2 separate regions of the Homo sapiens genome follow, and region 1 is linked to region 2. A link is an interaction called in ENCODE POLR2A ChIA-PET data of the cell type or tissue named here. Cell type or tissue: GM12878. All regions are shown on one strand. Region 1 overlaps CLMN (calmin). Region 2 overlaps CLMN (calmin).

The links. Peaks named below come from ENCODE experiments on the same cell type or tissue, not always from the same donor. Only the 100,000 strongest peaks of a DNase experiment are listed, where the experiment ranks them.
Region 1: POLR2A ChIA-PET joins it to region 2 with 8 read pairs; 3 of 35 experiments call an interaction of 5 or more read pairs at or near these places.

The regions. Positions count from the first base shown.
Region 1 is chr14:95,259,332-95,261,831 of GRCh38, forward strand. The region is part of intron 1 of CLMN (calmin); the gene reads right to left. Among named protein-coding and RNA genes, the nearest start is that of CLMN, 59 kb to the right of the region's middle. RefSeq lists enhancers at 1-87, 69-138, 88-758, 1,960-2,500. In GM12878, no CTCF peak of the experiment used is centred here; a DNase peak (open chromatin) is centred at 1,318; H3K27ac peaks cover 294 bases.
Region 2 is chr14:95,198,004-95,200,503 of GRCh38, forward strand. All of the region lies in intron 9 of CLMN (calmin), which reads right to left. Among named protein-coding and RNA genes, the nearest start is that of DICER1-AS1, 42 kb to the left of the region's middle. RefSeq lists an enhancer at 855-1,783. In GM12878, no CTCF peak of the experiment used is centred here; no DNase peak of the experiment used is centred here.

The DNA.
Region 1 (2,500 bases), 61 kb after region 2:
TGGACCCTGGCCGTCCACTGGCTCCCCACTCACCAGGCCTGACCTTGGGCACCAGAACGGAGAAGGAAATGTGCGTGGACAAACCTCCGGGTTACCAGAATGTGCACTTTATGAGGACACGGAGGAAACCCCCACCCACCTCTTCCTGGGCCCCTCCTGGAGTTTCAAGAAACATCTGGGAGGAAACGAGACAGGCTGTAGTTCCCACAGAGCTGCTGGGAGCAGGCCAGGGAAACGAGATCTTGATCTGTTTGGGAATCCTGTTTTTGTGCCTGGTTGGGGGCTAGGAGAGGAGATCACTTGCACAGGGCCCACCCCCACCCCCAGGTGGGACCAGCACAGGGCAGATACCTGTTCTGAACTATGGGCATCTGCTGTTGAGTTCACTGAGCACAAAAGTAATGACATGCAAACTCAAAACCATGGCATGCATAACCCCTCAAAGGTTCTTCTTCACTCAGGACTCTTCAGCATTAAAATGCATGGCCAGCTGCACCTGCGTTTCCTCTCCCCACACCCACCTGGACGGCTATTCCCTTGCGCTTGGTGGCTCCTGAATATGCCTGCTTGCCTGGGGCTCCAGGCCTTTGCACACGCTGTTCCTGCTGTCTGGCACTCTCTCCCTGCACTTCTCCACCTGCTCGTCAAATTCCTCTGGCTGCCCTCCCTAAGATAGGGGTGGCACTTCCTTTCCACTCCCTGCTATTGCAGCACCCACGACTCTGCATCCTCCTGTGGGCATCTGGCACATGGCAGGTGTTCAGTAAGCATATCATTCATTCATTCATTCTGTCCTGCATATTGGTTCACTAGAAGAATGGATCAAAAAGCCAGGCGCAGTGGCTCACGCCTGTAATCCCAGCACTTTGGGAGGCCGAGGCAGGCAGATCACGAGGTCAGGAGATCGAGACCATCCTGGCTAACACGGTGAAACCCCATCTCTACTAAAAATACAAAAAAATTAGCTGGGCGAGGTGGCGGGCGCCTGTAGTCGCAGCTACTCGGGAGGCTGAGGCAGGAGAATGGTGTGAACCCAGAAAGCGGAGCTTTCAGTGAGCCGAGATGGCGCCACTGCACTCCAGCCTGGGCAACAGAGCCAGACTCTGTCTAAAAAAAAAAAAAAGAATGGATCCAACAAACAAATTACTGAATAAAATGTTTGTTGAAAGAATCAAGCACTTACAATATTGCCTGCTATGAGTGGAGACGTTATCTTAGACACATCCTTAGTCTTCAGGGAGCTTGTGATTTTGACACACAATAACAGAAGGCTTGTGGGAAGTGTGACTAATATCTTACAGTCCATGTCAAATGTGAAATCAATGGTAAACACAATACATATTGTGGGGTGAGTTGGTGTGGGTGGGAAACGATCCTTGGAGGCTGGTGTGACCATGGGAGGCTTCCTGGTGGAAGTGTCTTTGACTCAGGTATTGAGTGACTACACAACCCAGTTTATCTCCATTGTCCAAATGAAATACAGTTGATTCTCATCATTCACAGTATGATATTCTATGAAGTTGTGGTCAACCCTGACTTGTGAATACTGAATCATTGTTTTTGTGGAAATACAGTATTAGGTTCCTGCAAACCTCTGGTTACAAATTTTTTCCAACCAACCAATACATACCCTTGACTCTTGTTTCATGTGTGTTTCTGTCTAAGGAGACTTTATTGAATATGCATTGATGACTCACTAACACTGAACTCATGGCCAACAGCGCTGTAACTCATCCCTGAACGAAGCTTACTGAACACATGTATTTTCTCCGCAAGGAACGTCAGAGCCTTTCTGCACTTCCGGACTCTGACTGGGGGCTGTTTTAAACGGCAAGATCACCGAGAGAAAGCACACAAATGCAAAAAAAAAAAAAAAAGTGGCACTAAGTAAGCTGTGGAAAGGACACTTATTTATAGTTTGAGAGCTGAAGCAGAAGGCCGAGGCCCATTGCCTCGTTTCACCTCCGCTGGGAACGTGCGCGTCTGGCTGCTCAGACTTTATGCCGCTTTGCGCACCTCCGTGAAAGACGAGCACTGATTGTGGAGACACAAATACATTTCAGAGAGTGGGTGAATTCCCGGATTCTGTCTTTGTAAACTGGTCTACTCTCTAAAATGGATTTGTAGCTACAAATGTCATGTTACTGCCATGGTTTTTGCATTTTTGTAGTTTCTCCTGGGCATCTTGCTATCTAAAACGGCCCTCAGGTATAGTGCTGAAGTGCAGAAAGGCTGCAATATTCCCTGCAGAGAAAATACACTTATCAGGGAATGGAATGGAATGAGCAGTCACTCTCAGCAGTGAGAGTCACCAGTTTTAGAGGACCTGTGCCTCTGCATTGCGACCTGGAGACCACACAACTGCTGTCGGGAAGGATGGCTCTTCCAAGCCTGGCCTTCCCAAGATGCCCACAGGTCCACCCGCTCCTCTCATCTGCCCATTGGGCAGTTATGCCCCAGATGACATGGGGATCCCCACAGCCCATGCCCCCCTGCAGCA
Region 2 (2,500 bases):
TCTAGTCCCTTTGGCTGGGAAAATATCTTTTTTTCTTTCTTTTTTTTTTTTTTTTTTTTTTTTGAGATGGAGTCTTGCTTTTGTCTCCTAGGCTGGAGTGCAGTGGCTTGATCTTGGCTCACTGCAACCTCTACCTCCCAGGTTTAAGTGATTTTTCTGCCTCAGCCTCCGGAGTAGCTGGGATTACAGGCACCTGCCACCACGCCTGGCTAATTTTTGTATTTTTAGTAGAGACAGGGTTTCTCCATGTTGGCCAGGCTGGTCTCGAACTCTTGACCTCAGGTGGTCCACCCACTTCAGCCTCCCAAAGGGCAGGGATTACAGGCGTGAGCCACTGCTCCTGGCCTCTTTTTTTTTTTTAAAGGAAGGCAAGGTATCAGAGAAATGCCTCATCCCATCTCCTTGTCTGCCAGGACCCAAGACTCCCAGACCTCACCTTGGGCTCCTCATCAAACGGGCTGTACCCTCCCCCTACGCTCACCCACACGGATTGAGGCAAGGGCTGCACTTGGGAGCAAATTGCAAGGTGGGCTGGGGATCAGTGGGCAGTGCTTGCTGGGCAGGTGAGGCAGCGGACCGGAGCCAAGTGAGGCAGACGGTGTTGATTTCATTCCCACACTGCACCCAAGGGAGCTCATCTGCCCACGCTCTCACCAAGAGTGAGATCCATGTAAGATGGAGTTCAAATCTAGATCTCCCGATTCTACCACTGCAACCCAGGGCTCTTTCAGCCACACCGCAAATCACCTGTCCAAGTGCTGGACACATGCACTCTCTGCTTTTGGCAATTGCTGGAAGGAAAGCATTCGAGAACAAACTGCCACATTTGTATTTTCACAGGCCACATCCAATAGGCCAGGAGGGAGGATGCAAACCACTAATTCATCATTTTATTTTATTTATTATTTATTTATTTATTTATTTTGAGACTTCAGAGAAGTCAGCACACAGCAGGCCATGGAAGCAAGTGGAGGACTGGGTTCCTCTCCCTGGGGGAAGAGGGGGAAGATGGCAGCCGTGGTCCCTGGCACCTGCAGAGCCATCCAGCCCTCTTCCCATCCATTCCACGGTTGGCAAACACGGAGTGTGCAGCCCTGCCCATGTGGCCCTCGGCCTGAGGATGCTGCTCCTCCTAGGGCTTAGGTAGCCACTCCTCATTGCTCAGATTTGGCAAACTGAATAAAACCAGCCCCCCACTTCTGGCCTAGCTAAAATCTGCAGTGTCTTTTAGGACGAACCTGATCCCTTATATTAATTTCCCTTATTCTCTTTATTGGCTCAACTAATCTTCTAGGTCTTCTACCCCACTCATTCACACCAACTACTCAACTGTCAATAAACTTAAACTTAAAAAAGACTACTCGAACCAGACTTTTTCTGTAGCTCCCGCAGGGTGCAAGCCTCTCTCAATCCTCCAATCAGCTCCAGTCCTTTGGGCCCCTCACTGGGCTCTGATGAGCCAGGGCTTTGTCATGTATCTCAGTGTTTCATTTACCTTCCATTTGCTGTATGCCCCCGAAACCATCGTGTAATAAACCTTTGTCCCCTACACTGGCAGGCCCTGTCAGGCACCGTGCTGGTCTCTAGCATCCAAAGATCAATACACAAATGTCCACACTCTCTCGGGAGAGAAAAACAAAGCCCATGGAAATCAGGTAAGCACTCAAGGAGAGATTGTCAAAAATGTGATCAGCTATAGGGAGGGAGCAATGGCTCTGCCTGGGGAGGAGGTCGGAGGGCTTCTGGGAGGAGGTGCCATTTGCATTGACTTTGAAGGTTGAATAACTGCTTGCCCAGATGGTGGGACCAGCCCAGTCACACCTGGAGGCAGAGGAGAGCCTGGATGTCTGGGGGTGTGGGAGGATGCTGGCTTGGCTAGAGGGGAGGGAGACAAAGAGGGGTGGGTGGCCAGGTTAGAGCGGGAAGAGTCTTGGAGTTCATGCTAAGACATTTAGACTTTGTCCTGGATGCAGCAGTCAGGAAGTGATAAGGTGAGACTTGTGCTTTAGGGTCATCCCTCTGCAAGCTGAGCTGGGGAGGAGGGACAGTGACAGACTGGGGAAGGGTCTGAGATAGAGGCAGAGCCAATGCAATCTGAAATAGCTGGTCACTTTCCCACCTGGCTCCTGCACTTAGGGGACCTCTACCCTTAGTCCCTCTACCCAGAACTTCCTCCCCAGTTCTAGGCTCCCCAAAACCCCCATGCAGCCTTTCTGGATCTGGGTGGGAGCCTCCTTCTGTTGAACTCCTGAATCCCTTCGCTGGGCCCATCTCTAATGGCTGAGGCCACATTCTCTCACAGTACAGTTACTGGGGACTCTGTCTCCCGCATTAGACACCGAAGGCAGGATTTTCCTTCTTTTTTTATCTTCCTGGCAGTGCCAGATGCATCGCTTTCCATGGGGTTGGATGAGTAAGCAGGTGAGCTCATGGAGGGGCTGGAGAGGCCGAGCCCAGGCCCTTCTCCTCCCTGGCTGTCTTGCCCTGGATGCCCTGTGTG